2 separate regions of the Mus musculus genome follow, and region 2 is linked to region 1. The links are chromatin loops, found by intact Hi-C in ENCODE. Cell type or tissue: left cerebral cortex. All regions are shown on one strand. Links, peaks and the distances in the headings refer to the core of each region. The heading gives the core; the rest is flanking DNA. Region 1 overlaps Spon1 (spondin 1, (f-spondin) extracellular matrix protein). Region 2 overlaps Spon1 (spondin 1, (f-spondin) extracellular matrix protein).

Region 1 (8,335 bases), core at 167-8,166:
TGTTTATTTCACTCTGCTTTTATCCTGACAGTTCTTAGCTGGAAAGTCCGTTTCCAAACAATAGTTCTGTTATTAGTTTTAATTATTTATGTATGTCATCAATAAATACTTATTAATTCAGGATTTCTTGCAGTCTTTTAGAACATTATCTTTCCTCTTTTAAGAACTCCTATTTTCAGAGGAAAATAGTAAGCCAGTGCTTGTTCATTAGTGAGTGATTTTATTTCTCACATCTGAACATTTGTAAAAATATTTTCACTTGGAAAATAACTGGATTAAAAACCCAAATCCTTTTTTTATTAAAACTTTATTATAAAGAACTTGCAAATAAAAATAACATCACACTGCAAAATTAACCAGGCTCAGAGTCTATATGTCTCCATGAACTTCTGTACAGTTAGTAGAGCCATTCTGAAGCTGCAAAGCTTCACACTGGATTTTACGTTTTCACCATTACATCTATTTTTACGCACGTACCCTCTAACAACAACAGAAATCCCTGACGGAGTTGGAACTAGAAAAAGAATTAGCCTTGGGTGTCCATTACAGCATTTACTGCATGCTTTGTATGTGGTTTTTCCATCTCAGTGAAGAAACCTGTTCTTCATTCACTCATGACCAGATTCCTACAAGGAGTCTGCAGCTTTGCTCCTTGTTCGATGTGTGTTTTTCATTTGCAGCCGAAGTGTTTCATGATTTGTTTTTATCTGAGCTATGTTAATTGAATCTGAAGGTTCAGCTCATACCTCCATCTATTTTATTAACATGGATATTTTTCTTCTAGTTGGTCTTTTATTTTTATTTCTCTGTCTTTTGTCCTTTGCTCTTACCCCATTAATTCCACAAGTAGATGCAATGCATTTGTTCTGTGTGAACAGTGTGCTTAGTGGGTGCTTTCTCTTGCTTTAAGAATCTGCTTCTCCCAGAACACTCCATCCTCCATTTCTGTCCTCTCATTTCTTCATACTCTGCACAGTTTGGCTATTTCATTTTCTCTCTGCTCAGTTTCTGATGGCACTCAATCATGTATCTGACCTTACCCTTGCTTACAGCTTGCTACCCACTGCCCCTTCCTCCCATAAGGATCTCTTCAGAAGTGGGCATAATATCTTTCTTATACATTTCTTATACCACTGTAAGTTTTCCTAAAGCTGTTTTGATTGTTGTTTCATTCTGCGGTTTATTGATTTTTCCCTCCTACACCTACCCTCCTCTGTACGGGTTCTCCGTGTGCCTTCTTCCTCTCACACTGCCAAAAGCTCCTGGTCGTTCCTTGTTCTTGGCCACTCACTCTTCCTTCACCTCTTCTTGATGATACGGTGTCTTAGCTGCTTTTCTCTCACACAGCCCTGGCAAGCATCCCTCTCAGTTTGCAGGTTCTCTTCTGCTTTGGGGTTGGAAGCACAAAGAAACACTTGCAGTTTATCCCTAGCCACAGGTAAATTCAGAATGAAGGAACAGAAAAGGAGACGAAAGATAAAATACCATGACAGACAACTTATAAAAGGGTGGGTTTATTTGACCTTACAGTTCCAGAAACTAAGAGTTACCATGGCAGGGAAGCGTGACAGCACAGGGAAGCGTGACAGCAAGCAGCAGGCATGACAGCTGGAGCAGAAGCTGGGGGCTCCATCTTGAACTATAAGAAGGAAGCAGAGAACATGAACTGGGAATGACATGTGGCTTTGAAACCCCAATGCCCACTCTTGATGACACATTTCCTCCAACAAGGCCACACTTCCTAAACTTACCCAAACAGCACCACCAACTGCGGACCAAGTGTTCAAGCACCTGAGCCCATGGGAGGCTCTCATTTAAACCACATCTGAGGATTACTTCTAAACCTCTGCTTCCAGCTATTTTATTGGCGTTTGATTGGGTCTTGGATTTGGTAAGGCTGCAGCCTCTTTCCTTCCTGCATCCTCTTCCTAGAAGCTCAAACATGGACTTTATTTATTTATTTATTTATTTATTTATTTAGTACATCCTTTCTTAAGATGTACCTATCTGGGACTAACCATCCAAAATTCTGTCTTGTGTGAAGTAATTTTGTCTCTCAAGGATGAGCCCCATTACCACTGGAAGGAGTAAGTTAACTTGTTGATACTCTCTTGCTATTCATTCCTGCTGCCTGGCAGTTTCCAGAACTCGGGATCACTGTAGCTCATTCCTGTAGCTTAAACCTGTTCTCAGTGATATGAGTGTGGGTAGGGGAGACATAGAGCTCATTGCCAGTCACAAGTCCACGGGCATATAAGTCTAACACTACCAATCTCCCTAATGGGGGAAAGTATGGGGTTGACTCAAGGCTAGCCCCAACCCAACAGTTTTCTCTATTTTCTTCAAGCTTGTTTGCTAATCTCTAAGATGTGATTTCAAGAAATGTAGGTATTAATAAAAAAGACTTAGGTGGGTGTGGTGGCGCATGCCTTTAATCCCAGTACCAGGCCAACCTGGTCTATATAGTGAGTTCCAGGCCAGCCAGGGCTGCATAGTGAAACCTTGTGTTTAAAAAGAAAAGAAGGGGGTGGGCAAAGGCTGATTTAGTCTTTCCTTCTGCATGAAACTATTCTAAACACCAAAAAAAAAAAAAAAGCCTTATGAACTTGGGGATGGGGTACTCAAGTTCCATTAGTGATAGCCTTTCGTATGGTTACCCAGGAATTTGCACACAAAACTCTGCTGAAGCTAATAGCATTTATGAACTCAAGTTTTCCAAACAATGTGTTGAGAAATACACCCTCAAGAATTGTTTATTCCAAGAAAGGCCAGATATTTATAAGCGCAAATGGGGTTTCTGCAAAGGTTGGTGCCAGGCACTCCAGCCCTGGCAAACATCCCTCTCAGTCTGCAAGAACTCTACTGCTTTGGGGTTGGAAGCAAAGCAGAAGTACAAAGAAATGCTTGCAGCTTACCCCTAGCCTCAGTTAAATTCACAATGGAAGACCATAGACAGGGACGAAAGATAACAGGAAATCTCAACACAGATAGCCCTGCACTGGAGCCCTGGTCTGTGGTCCAGGAATGGGGTTGTTGAAATCCCTTTATTATACTACTGAGCTGATTGATTAAATTAAAAGTTATGAGCCAAATGCCCCGAGCATCTTGGAACCTTCCTGCGTCTGTACATATTCATGTGGTCCTAATGACCCTCATTGGACTGGAAAAGCAAGTGCTTCCTGCAGGGAATGCATGAAGAAAGGCTTGGGAGGAAGCGAAACTTTAGAACAGCCAGCAAGAGTTTAATTAAACTCGAACATTATAAGCTTGCCTCTAAACTGAGCAAAACGCACCACATTTCGCCCCCACATGGAGCGACTCCGGGTCCTTGCAGCTCAAGTGGAAAGAACAATGGGATGCAGAAGGCTTTCTCTTTACATCTGGCTCCTCGAAACAGGGATAAGAGGTTTCTGGAGGGTTTTGCTGCCTGGAACAGTTACTGTTTACAGATGTGAGCGGCTTTCAGTCATTGAATGCAAATTGCATCTGCTTTGTTGTATACACCCTGGGAAAACCCAAAGGAGGGAATAATGTGCCTTTATCCGCCCACCCACATTGGGATTCAGGGCACAGTCTTTGGGGGTTTATTGGGTCCCTAAGCAACCTTTGAAGAGAGCTGTCTGTCCATCTGTCTGACTGCCCTGTCTCCAGCACACATGGATTCTTTTGACTCTGCTTCTCTGGTCTCTGGTTCTATCCTTGGTCTGCTGACTACATTTTTTGGTAACCATGTCTTGTGTTCAGGGATCCTAGACTAATTCTGCGTGCCTTGACAGTGTTGATCTGTAATCTGAAGGCAAGCTCCTCAGCAGGGATGAAGGGAAACAAGCTTTGAATGCAGAGGCTTAAAACACACACACACACACACACACACACACACACACACACACACACACAGAGAGAGAGAGAGAGAGAGAGAGAGAGAGAGAGAGAGAGAGAGAGAGAAAGAAGTGAGAGTAAGGAGATGGCAGTAAGCAGACTTCTGCTAGAATTCTTAATCGCAACACCAAATGTCACAGCAATGTGAGGGCTCAAAGAGAGGATTTCAGAAGGGATAGGCTGTAATCTGTTTCTTTCACCAGCAATAGCACAGGGGTGTCCAGGAGTCCATCAGTCCTCTGCTGAAAGACACAATGTATTATATGGTCTAGACTAACCTGGAAGCCATCTTGGCATTTTAACCTGATGACTTCCTTAGAAGGCTTTATGAAGATTAACTTATCCCATTCCTGCCTCATTTTACTCATCTACGAAGCAACGCATGCCCGCAACACCATATGGAAATGTCTTAAGAGTAACCTGAGTTCAAAGTGAACCAGCACCAGAAAAAGATACTGCTCAACTTCTGTGTCCAGTTTCCTGTATACAAAGTTACATGTGCATCCCTGTGTTATAGTAGGTGGGGTGGGCTGATATTTTCCAGTCCTTTCCCAGCCTTGGCATGTGCTGTGAGCTTATCAGGTATTGTTATGTAGCTGGGCAGTGGTGGCCCACGCCTTTAATCTCAGCAACTGGGAGGCAGAGGGAGGCAGATTTCTGAGTTTGAGGCCAGCCTGGTTGGTCTACAGAGTGAGCTCCAGGGTAGCCAGAGCTACACAGAGAAACCCTGTCTCAAAAAAATCAAAAAAGTATCATCATGTAGAGTGTATGCATGTTTCTTTTAGCTCAGTGCCAAAACCACAGCTCATGATGCCTGAATCTTGTAACTATTGTGTTTTTCCAGCCTTATCGTTATCCCACCCAAATTCTCAACCTTCCAGTGGGTTGGCTCTGCTCTCCTGCTGCTTTCTCAGATAAGTCCTTCTATCATTGAGGAATAACTTTGTCTAAAGCCTCTACTTCCTCTATGTCACAAATGGAGAGAGAGCTGGGTTTCAGATACATTTTATCATTCTTAGCTTAAGGAGCTTAAAATGGAAAGGCGGGGCTGTGTATGTAGCTCAACTAGTACAGCACTGCTTGGCATACACAAAGCCCAAGGTTTTATCCCCAGTCTGAGTGTGGTAGCACATATCTGTAGTGCTAACATGTGGGTTGGAGGCGAGAGGATCAGAAGTTTAAGGTCATCCTCAGATACATCTTGAGTTCAAGACCAACCTGGGATATATGAGATTCAGTTTCAAAAATAAGTAAAGTGAAATTAAAAGATATTGTTTAAGAGGTCCTATAATAAAAACCTAACCAGAAATGAAGAAAGAGTGACACAGTCCTCAGTCAGAAAGGAATTTAATAACAAATACACTTGCACAACAACCCAGACAAACACATGGAACCAATCATCTGCTAACCGAAGCTGGTAGCCCCTGACCTGCTTGTTTGGAACAATGCGACATAAACAGAGTTTGAGATTTATATGTTCTGTGATTTCTACTGCTTAAGGTCAGTTTCACCCAGTCTCCCTTGCCTACAAAAGTCATTCTTCAGTGGAGACTGTGCGACCACCAGTTATGCGAAAAGCACAGCCGGGGTGATAGAAGAAAGCCAACCCAGTGTCTAGGGAGGTGGCCTAGTGGATGTATTAATCACTGTTCTATTGCTGTGAAGAGACACCATGACCATGGCAGCTCTTATGAAAGGAAGCATCTAACTGAGGGCTTGCTTACAGCTTAGACCACAAATATCATGGTGGGAGCGTGACAGTAAGCATGGCACTGGGGTAGTAGCTGAGAGCTAGATCCTGTGACGCACACACACTCATGCTCACACACGCACTTACACACAGGCACCTCACACACACAGACATACACTACGCACACAAAAGAACAACAGAAGCTTTTAGCTAAGCCCTGGGACAACTTCTTTTGTGTGTCTAACTAGGTTTCACTTGGCCTTTATTTCAGCCTAAGCCATCGCTGCTTTGAGGCACCTTCCGTGACATCCCACACTGGGCTATTCCCATTCTCAAAGCCTCTTTACAGCCTTTTGTGCCCTTCCTGCGACTTACTGTTTAGCACAGCTGCTGCTGCTTTCCTGAGGATAGCCATGTAATTTAAAGCTTACAAAATTCAAGATTAATCCTGAAGAAAGATTAAAGCTGCTTTCTCAAGCCCACTATACAGTAGAAAGGCTGCAGAGTAAAAGTGTCTTTGACATTAACTCACAGCCAATTTTGGGGAATGATTCCATGGAGAAAGGGAGTTTGGCATTAGTTTATATTTGCACATGGAAGGATTTTATAAACACGTGACAGACGTTCAAGAAACCTGTTATGGGCTGGTATGGTGGTATGTCCCTGTATCTCCAGCACTCGTGAGGCAGAGGCGGGAGGACCTCAGGTTAGAGGCCAACCTATGATACATAGCAAGTTCCAGGCAGTCAGTGATACATCGTCTCAATTTCCAGGGATTCTTGGGTTTCTTGTTAGAAATCTACTATTAAACTTCTCTTTCAACACAATTTGCATGGCTTATTTTTTCTTCATTGAATTTAAGCTACATTTATTTAAGGTATTATAGCAACATCTTAACTTGATTTTGAAATTATTATTTTATTTTAAAATAAAGAAAAACAACAACAAAGGAAGAACCAAAGATGTGGAGGCTGATGCCTGACCTTCCTAATAATTGAAAATCCCCCAGGGGAGAGAGTGTCCTGTCAACTCCAACACCCCAGCCCAGACCCTGCCCGATCCTTACTGATGCCAGAGTTGCTTGGCATGTTTCCTGTATTGGAATTAGACTATTGTTCCCTCAGGACAGAGACCTTGTCTTGTTCATGGCTGGGGTCATTGCTACCTAGCCTATATCAAACAGACTAAATACCTACAGCTATAAGATAGACGTGGGGGGAGGGGGAGGTGTGACTACATGGGCCAGGTTCCTGGGCCCATTCTATCTCTCAAAATGATACTGAGAAAAATCTTGCGAAGGATAAATTCTAGACCCTCTTGCAAACTTCCATTGGGTAAAATGAACTCTACTTCCTTTAATCTGTAAAGCTCTGGGGGAAGATTCCCTTGTATTAGCCTCAATCCTGGAGCCTGCAGTTGCACTTAGCATTTTAAAGATGATATGGGCTGGGCAGTGGTGGCGCATGCCTTTGATCCCAACACTTGGGAGGCAGAGGCAGGTGGATTTCTGAGTTCAAGGCCAGCCTGGTCTACAGAGTGAGTTCCAGGACAGCCAGGGCTACACAGAGAAACCCTGTCTTGAAAAAACAAAACAAAACAAAACAAAACAAAACAAAGCAAGATGATCTGGATGGCAGGACGAGTGCTGGGCAAACCCTTCTATATGGAAAACACACTCTTTCCTCTACCCTCTATTTTCTGTGTCCTCCTTGTTTTATTCTGGTTTTCCATGGTGGTTTTTTTTTTCTTTTTTTGATGAAGTCTTATGTATCTCAGACTGTACCAAAAACAACTCTGAACTTCTGATCCTCTGCCTCCAGCTGGGATTACAGACGTGTGCCATCATATCCTGTTTATTCAATGTTGAGATTAAATTTAGACACTTCTACAATTTTTTGAGAGACTTCAGGGAAAGACAGATAGAGGTGGTTGGGACTCTCAATATACCCACCGGCCTCAGCGCCGATCTGTTATTGACAAAAAACAAAAACAAAAACAAAACAAAACCCCTTTCATTTTAAAGGAAATGTTTTAAGTATATATACTAATCATAGGAAACGATAGTGTGTATGTTCTAAAACCATGGAAAGATGACTCAGGATCAGACACAGGAAGTGCTGCTGAAGCTTCCAGCATTTAAGGGCTTACATTTTCCAAACAATGAGTAGAAAATACACCCTGAAGGACTGTTTCTGCCAAGGAAGGCTGACTGTTCACAATCCTAGCAGGCTGGTGTTTTGTGCCAGCCATTTTAGTTCTGCCAAATATCTTCCCAATTTGCAGGGATTTTTGGGTTTCATGTTGCAAATAGAGTATTAAACTTCTTTTCAACACAATTTACAAGGCTTTTTTTCTTCATTAGTTCTTAGTCTACACTGATGAGAGCAACATCTTAACTGTTTTGGAACCTTTGCTTTATTTGACAGAATGACGTGAGTTTTCAACCCAGAAGCCTGGGAGTAGGTGGATGCTTATACTAGCTACTTTTCCTGTTGTTGTAACCAAACACCTAATAAGGAGCAATTTAAGGAAGGATGAGTTTCTTTTGGCTTGCAGTTCATAGGTACACAGTCAGTTACGGTGGTGAAGGCATGATGGCAGAAGTATGAGGTGGCTGGTTACTTTGTATCCAACCCAGGAAACAGAGAGTGAATGGGAAGTGGGACCATAGCACGAAGCCTCAAAGACTAAGTCTTAGTGGGGGAATGTTTGTTTGTTTATTTAATTAGTTTTTAATGAAAACTTTTGTCAACTCAGTCCAACCCT
Region 2 (8,335 bases), core at 109-8,108, 130 kb before region 1:
CTGTAAAGTGAGGGCATTTGGGGGGAGGGCACCCCCAAAGCATCATGAGGACCGGAAATAAGGATTAAAGAGGTCAGCACACAGTGGGTACAGCGTGTATGTTTGTGTGTGCACATATATAAATACACAGAGATACATGTTATGAGAGGATTCTAACAACAGAGAAGACGTTGTGCTAACTTCTCCTCACTCGGCTCCCTTGTTCCTCACAGTCCTGCAGTTTATTCTGTTCCTGTTTTATAGATGAAACTGAGCACCAGAAAGGCTCCTCACAGTCAAAGTGTGAGACAGGACCCAGCTCTTCACTAGTCCTCTATGCCAACTCTTAACTGACTTGGGAGTAGAAGCAGTTTACTGGGCTAGCCTCAGCCTTCTGAGTAGTGAGACTTCCTTGAAGGGGAACTGAGTCAACAAATTTTGGCAATCACACCAGGGGACACAGAGTCATAAAGCAATGGAGTCTTCCAGCACTTCCTCCTTCTGTCTTCCTTTTTAAATAGACTTCAGTATTGCCTTTCCCCATAAGCAGAGGTTCAGTTTAGGCCATGCAGGACCTCCTCAGTCTTGAATGGATTCTCTTCATGAGAAGGCAAAGTAGGTGGGGGACAAAACCTAACCTGATAAGTTGTTTCATTTACATGCAGTTGTTTTATAACTAGGCTTGCAGATGCTTGTATTTGAGCATAATGTATGTAGGAGCTGAGAAACTTAAGCTGGGAAAGACCCTCTTAAATAAATGATTTCTTTTGTTGTGGTTTGCTTTTCTAAAGAGCGATCCCATCTCTCTCCTGTTCTTGTATTATTCCTTCCTTTTATTATGTGATTTTTAAACTCTAAATTATTGTCCCCCTTTAATAAACATTTACTTCAAACTGATAATAAAAACCAAAGGATACCGTGCACGTGCTCACATCCCAGGCATCAAAAAAAAAAAAAAAAAATAGCTGAGGGAGGAGGATCATAAGTTTGAAGACAACTTCGAGATATATAGTGAGAACCTGTCTGGAAAACTCAGAAGGGAAAACAGAATTCAAAAGTTGCCTCAAGTCCAATGTTTAAAGATTATAAAGGTTGCTTATGGCTTTGTGTTTCAGGCAGTGAGGAAACATCAAAACATATAAAGCAAGGCATATCTAATTTAAGTTTTTCAAAGTTTACAACCTGAGCGCTTTCTCAAGCCCAGGTAAGCCCATCCCAGCCGACTCTTTTAACCGGAACCATAGGCTAGCAGGAGATACAGGTGCCCGGGAAGTTTACTACCACATCACTCATTTACAGTCTTTACAGAATAGACATAACCAAGCTAAGAGACCCCCAAACAAATGATTTCAGCTGAGATCAATGGAAAGCCAGCCGAGACTTCACAGTGTCAGGCAGGAACCCAGGCTCCTTCTGCCTCATTGCTCTTCCCTCTTCTAGGTCTCTGCTAACCAACAGGTAGCTGCTACCACAGCAAGACCATTACATACCGTATGTATGATAGTCTGAGATAAGATATGCTGGAATGTTATTGAAGGGGTCATGTGAATTCGTGCATGGCTCTTATTAACAACTTTCAAGTGGATCCTATATTAAAATGAAATATATATATATATATATATACATATATATATATATATATATATATATCAGTCAAGTTAAAGAGCATATGTTGCTAACATTAATTTCACCCATTTTACATATGTGTCTTTCTATTGGATGCTAGCCAACACAACTGAGCTTCAGGTTGCTTTATTGGACCTCTCTCTCCAAGGATCATTGTAGCCAACTTGCTCTCACATCCAAGCTCCATGTAGCATATCGTGTTGAGGAGAGGGGTTTATTTTATTTTTTTTTAAGATTAAGGAAAAATAGATTCGGGGGAACAATCAGTAGAATAGTGTTTATCAATCTGTGGGTTGCAACCCCTTTGGTGTCAAATGACCCTTTCACATGGGTCACCTAAGACCAGCAGAAAACACAGACATTTACATTCAATTCGTAACAGTAGCAAAACTTCAGTTATGAAGTCGCAACAAAGATAATTTTATGATTGGGGGGGTCACCATAACACGAGAAATTATATTAAACAGTCACAGTATTAGGAAGGTTGAGAACCACTGAATTAAAAAGTGCTCTGTTTTCTTTTTTTAATTGCTTAAAAAAAATCTTTGTGTTTGAGTGTTTTGCCTGCATATGTTATGTGTACCATGTGCATGCAGTGCCTGCAATAGCCAGAAGAGGGCATTTGATCCTCAGGAACTGTAGTTAGAGACAACTGTGAGCTAACACGTGGTTGCTGGAAACCAAACCCAGATCCTTTGAAAGAGCAGCCAGAGCTCTTAACAGCTAAGCCACCTCTCAGCCTGTCCCAGGCTTTTAATGAAAGTCATACTCCTTCCATGAATGAGAATTCAGTGAAGGGTTTCTAGATGGGCTCTGTGCAGCTCTGAGCTGATGTTCCGGCTGAATCCATAGACAGAGAAAGAGGTATAGGACATGTGTTTGTAAGTATGTGTGCGTGGTTTGTGTGAGTCTGTGCATATGAAAATGTTGTCTTTATGTAAGTGTGCATAGGCAGCCTATTCCATCTTACTTTTCCCTCAACAAAGGAGGAATCAGAAAAAAGAAAAGGAAGGAAGGAAAGAGGGAAGGAAGAAGTAAAAAGACCAAGAAAGCAATGGCCACGTGTGGGATGAGAAAAGAAAAAGCCACAGGGTAGACATTCAGAATAAAAATGAACAAAATAATTTGAATGCAGTGACTACCTATCCTACCCAAGGCTGAGATTCGAGAGGCATATGGAAAGTCTAAATCACTTAAGTCAAAATTATCCCTTCACGATCCCTTGAAACAGTGCATTGCATACACCACGGAGAGCAGCCCCAGTCTGGTCTGATTTATGTGCCTCTCCAAATATTTCCATTAGCGGGGAAGAGAAGGAAGCTGGCATTTCTTGGTAAGTCCAGTGCTGTTCTCCCTCCAGCACTGGAAGTGATCTGCGCTTCTTCAATTGCAGAGAAAGCTCTTGGTTTCTCCTCCTTAAATACTGGCAGGCAAGTAAGTCCTTACCATGTGATTGTGAGGGAAACTGAGGCCACGTGGCATGCTCAGGAGCATGCAGTTAGTGGAGTGGAGTCTACCTACCTAGAGTCATGCGCGCGTGTGTGTATGTGTGTCTGTGTGTGTGTGTGTGTGTGTGTGTCCCCACCTCATCTCTTTCTCTAATTCATCTACCTCAGAACATCTAGAATTAGACTCTCACAAAAACTCCATAAGATGCTGGTAAATCTTTGCTGGCATAAAATGTCCCATCTTCCCAAAGGTCTTCTGAGGCTCAGACAGGTCGAGGCAAGGAGTGAAGCGCCCCCCTACAGGCCCCCCGCCCCAAGTCTTTTGCCAGCAAGCTCCAGGTATCTGACATGCTCAAACTACCATGGAAATTTAGAGAAAGGATGGCGGCACGCAGGTTCTAGGGTTTACAACTTGTGTGAGAGAGATCAGAGGAGACTTTCAGGAACCAGGCATCCGGTGGAGTTGGGGGAGGGGAGGAGGAAGTGGGTGGAGCTAGAATCAGGATCCAGTTGAAAATAATGGCCAGGTGCTCTGCGCCGCCCCACCCACTTCTCCTCTTCGCCTCTCTGGGCTTCTTAATCACTCTCTGAAAGCAAATGGGAAGAAACACCAAGGGACATAGTTTTGCTCCTAGACTTCCATATGACTGATTCATCCCCTCTAAGTCTTGGGTATTAAGTCGCATCTATAAAGAGGCTTCTCTGACCACCACTTTATGTTTCCCATTGGGTTCCCCCCCCCGATTTATTTTCTTCGCGCCCTGAAGCTCTCTCTGAAATAATCATGTTTATCATCTGCCTCCTCTATCTAGAATATGCGCTTTATGAGAGCAAAGCCCTTGTCTTTCTTATTTTATCTCCAGTACCCAGAATTATGTATGGCCAGCAGGCATTAAATCATTATTTGTTGGGGGGGGGGCGCCATTTAAACCCAAAGGTTCCGGTGTAAGATCTGCACCCTCTCCTTCTTAGATCAGCTAGACTAGGGAAATCATATCTTCCTCGACCGGAAAGGTGAGCACCAGAGGATGGCACTGGAAGAAGTCAAGGCTGTCCAGAGGGTGGCAGCAGAGAGAAAGAACAGCTGTTGCCCTGGGACAGGCTGGAGGTGGGTGACCTGCAGATGCATGCAAGGAGAGGGCGACTCTTTGAGAGAGGCTGCAGAAGTGAGGAGCAAGGCGACAGAGGGTAACAGGCAGAGGGAGGGGCTGCTAGCCCACACCTGCGCTCTCAGAGCAGACACTCAAGCCCAGACACAGACTGTTAAGGTGAATTTTCCTGAAACCATCTGTAAGGATTGGCAAACCCAGCAAAGGATTGGCTTTCAGGACTATATATTTTTTCTTTTCTATATTTTCCATTTCCTATGCTTCCCCAACACCACCTATCTTGTCTTCAGTCTCAGTATCCCACACTATGGTCCTATTCTGTTCCTGAGGAATACCCTGTTTCCTTTATACGTCAGTGGCTTCTGGAATTATGTTATAGTAAGATGAAACTGAAGAGCACACCTCTGGCATACACTCAGGGCTGGTACGATCCTCTGCCTTGGTGACGTGGAAGGGGTGCAGAGGACAACCAAGAGCCCCTTTGGGCAGCAACGCTCACAGCCTGGAGAAGTTAGAGCTACGCTGACCTCACCGTTCTTCTCAGCTGCCTCCCATTGGACGTCCACACATCCTCAGTCCCTTGATCTTTGAAATCACACAAAATAAGGTGTTTCCTTGGCCATATGTCAGCCCTTGCAGTGCATATGGGTAAATAGCGCTCTACCCTGGCTTCTCTTCTGACTAAAATGCCATGTCCTATTTCTTCAGTCATTCCTATGGGAGACATTCCTTCTTCCTGTGCTTTGTACTCCAGATGTGCTCTGATAGGGACAGAATGGTTTTCTTCCTGTCCTGGACACTGTGTGTGTGTGTGTGTGTGTGTGTGTGTGTGAGCTTGCCAGGGCTGTGTTTGCTTTCTTGGCAGCCCCGTCATGCTCTGGAATCACGCTCAACCTGCAGCCAACTCTGATGCTTGCTAGTTTCTTGGAAGGTTGCTGTGCTTCCTAACTGCTATGGGTTGTGCATCTATGGATAATATTTCCAAAAGGTCTACAGGGGCTTTGGTCTCCAGGATGCTGCTGTAGGGAGGTGCTGTAACCTCTGAGGAGATGCGGTCATACCTCCAGTCTCTCACCTTCTCCCTAATTCGTAGCTCATGTTCTGAGCAGATTTTCCTACCACATGCCCTTGCCATAATGGAGAACTCCCACAACAGACCCCAAACCATGGTGCCATGAGACCCTGTGCTATATCCCCAAAACTGTAACCTAAAATGACTTGTTTCTCTGCTAACTGTCTCTGATGCTGTGTTACTGTAAGAGAAAACTGGTAGATTAGCCTGTGCTGTGACTGGTCAGCTTGGAGAGGGAATTGTGACAAGGTCTTGTTTTTCTCTATAAACCTAAGCCAGCCTCTAACTCAGGAACCTCTTGCCTCAGCCCCCAGCCTCTGAACTGAGATTATAGGCTTGTGTGCCCCACCCCGACCCCAGCCCCACCCTGAACATATTTGATGTGCTTTCCCATTGAACTTCTAGCATAATTTCTGGTCAGTCATTCATGATTCTGTCACAGGGAGGTTTACCTACATAATGTTGTTTTAGACTAGCCACAGTTCTTATAAACAGGCCTAATGAGCCTTTATCTAAACTGCTCGTTGGAATCTTGAGCAGACTAGAGCTTAGAACTGAGATCATAGCCACCCTTTAAGGTCTTTGCCTAAAGCTTACATCTGGTTCAGCACTTTGAAGTAAACATCCTGTTGTCACCCCAATGACATTTGTCAACTGATTGCCATCTCCCGGTCACTCACCCCAGTATACTTATGAATACAGTTTCCTAGGTCTTATGGTGTGACTCTAAAATGCCCCTTGCGGTTTTGTGTACCTAAGGCCTGATTGACAACCAATGGTCTTTGAGGAAGTAATTGGACCCTGAAGACTCTGACCTAATTAGTGATTGATTCACTGAAGGATTCATGATTTAATGACAGCATAGGTAACCATATGTTCTCATTGCATTTCTGTTGCTATGATAAAATACCCTAACCGCTCGCTCCTCCAAAAGAAATTTAGGGGAGACAAGATTTTTTTGGCTTACAAGTCTAGGTTGTAGTCCATCATTGTAGGAAGTTAAAACAGGAACTTGAGGGAGCAATTCATGTCACACACATTCAAGAGCAGAAAGAGAGTGCATGCATGCATGTTAGTGCTCATGTAAGGCTAGGTCTCTCTGGTCTTACACAGTCCAGGGCCCAAACCAGGGAACCCTGTTGCCTACTTTGTAGCTGGGTCTTCATACACATTGGTTAAAGACAATCCCCACAGACACGTTCACTGCCCACCCTGATCTAGATAGTCCCTTCCAGAGACTTTCTACCCAGGTTTTGGGTTCTGTCAGAATTAACTCTCACAGCCTGGTCAGATAAAGCAGGTCACTGGATGTTCCGGAGGAGTGAAAGGAAAAGTGTGGGCTCAGATCCTCAAGATGGAAGGACAGAGGGCAGGGACTCAGGGCAAAGAGAACAGATAGAGGAAGAGGGAGAAGGGGGAAGCGAGCAAAGGAGAGGGGAGCAAAGGGGCAAGATGGAGGGACAGAGGGCAGGGACTCAGGGCAAAGAGAGCAGATAGAGGAAGAGGGAGAAGGGGGGAGCGAGCAAAGGAGACGGGAGCAAAGGGGCAAGTGCAGGGGGGGGGGGGTTGTCCCAGAGAGAAGTGGGACAAAGGACTGCCTCTAGATAGAGGGAAGACAGACTTGGCATATAGGAAAATGGCACGTTATAAAGATACAAGGATGTTAGGATAGGGTGTTTAATTTTAATTGGCCATGTTAGTTAGGTGAGCCAAAGGGGGCTTTTTATTGCTGGACTTCAATACTTTGAGAGCTGGACCTTGGTTGTCAGCCTCAGGAGAAGGAAGTGGCCAAATAAAAATGTAATCTAACATTTTAGCAAGGTCGTGGGGGGGGGGTGTTGCGGGGGAAGGGCAAGCCATGCTTGCCACATTCAAGCTGGCCAGAGTCGCTTCAAAGAATCTGTCTTGTCTATGTGTCTATGTCTCCTCTCCCTCTCCCTCTCCCTCTCCCTCTCCCTCTCCCTCTCCCTCTCCCTCTCCCTCTCCCTCTCCCTCTCCCTCTCCCTCTCCCTCTCCCTCTCCCTCTCCCTCTCCCTCTCCCTCTCCCTCTCCCTCTCCCTCTCCCTATTCTTCCTTTTCTCCTCCCCCTCCCCCTCCCTTCTCTTACCCCCACCACCTGCTTCCTGGCTACCATGGGGGTAAACAGCTCCTTCTAGCTTGGCTTCCTCCCCTGATGCTTTTCCCCTGCCACAGGCCTAACAACAGTGGAGCTAACACATGCAGATGGACAGAATCCTTAGAAGCCATGAACCCCAAAAGAACCCTCTCCTTTCATTGGTTTTCCTCAGGCATTTTGTCACAGTCTCTTAGACGGCACTTAGACGGCTGGGATTCCTACAGTCCATGCAGATTTGCCTATGCTTTGCTTCCAAGTCAGTCAGGAGCTTTTCATTGCAACCAATAGGACAGCATCAATTAACCGGGACAAGGGACAGGGCACAGTGATCCCCATATTTGGGCAGCCCAGAGCTGGGTCTGGCTTTAGGCATAAATGGAGCTGGGAGCACAGACTCATCGCCCATCTGCCTACCTGCTCCGTGTTTCTTCCCCTTCCCACCCTTCCCTTCCACCTGGTTTGCTCTCTTTCATTCTTTATCTATTAGCTGGGCTTCCGGCTATTGCCTTCCTTATTTTCTTTATTATAAATAAATTTTCTCCAAATGACAGAATGGCTATTTGCCAACAACCTTTAGTGAAGACTCTCTTGGCTAGTTCTGTGACTAAAGAAGGGCCCCTACCCTTTAACTCCAAGATGAAGCATCCCAGGGAAGTGGGTCCTGATCAGCTCAGCGTGAGGCACATCCCTGGAGACTAGGGCACGGAGGCAGACTGGATCTGGGCTCAGTTGATGGTGTTTATGGAGGGAGACAGGGGATTGGCCACATGGTCAGGGTAGGAGGACCCACAGGGGTCTCCTTCAGTTTCCTATCTTCGTGTGTATAGCCTGACATACTGCTGATCTCTCAAGAATAGCTTCTTATTTGTGCAAGTCAGCCATCTATTGCAGTAGCAACGTGTCTGAGACAATCAACTTTCTAGACAAGATGTTGGCTAGCATCCATTCGTGGTCAGGTGACTCTGCCTGTCTTGGCTTGTGGCAC

The links. Hi-C counts contacts between places; a loop is a spot of excess contacts. Peaks named below come from ENCODE experiments on the same cell type or tissue, not always from the same donor. Only the 100,000 strongest peaks of a DNase experiment are listed, where the experiment ranks them.
Region 2: a loop joins it to region 1, with 2.0 times the contacts of the local background. A loop is called at or near these places in 6 of 42 quality-filtered maps.

What each region holds. Positions count from the first base shown.
Region 1 is chr7:113,898,842-113,907,176 of GRCm38, forward strand. All of the region lies in intron 5 of Spon1 (spondin 1, (f-spondin) extracellular matrix protein), which reads left to right. Among named protein-coding and RNA genes, the nearest start is that of Gm51454, 130 kb to the right of the region's middle. In left cerebral cortex, for the core only: no CTCF peak of the experiment used is centred there; DNase peaks (open chromatin) are centred at 3,245 and 7,753.
Region 2 is chr7:113,770,104-113,778,438 of GRCm38, forward strand. The region is part of intron 1 of Spon1 (spondin 1, (f-spondin) extracellular matrix protein); the gene reads left to right. Among named protein-coding and RNA genes, the nearest start is that of Spon1, 8.3 kb to the left of the region's middle. In left cerebral cortex, for the core only: CTCF peaks have their summits at 2,216 (motif pointing right) and 4,109 (motif pointing right); DNase peaks (open chromatin) are centred at 4,136 and 5,031.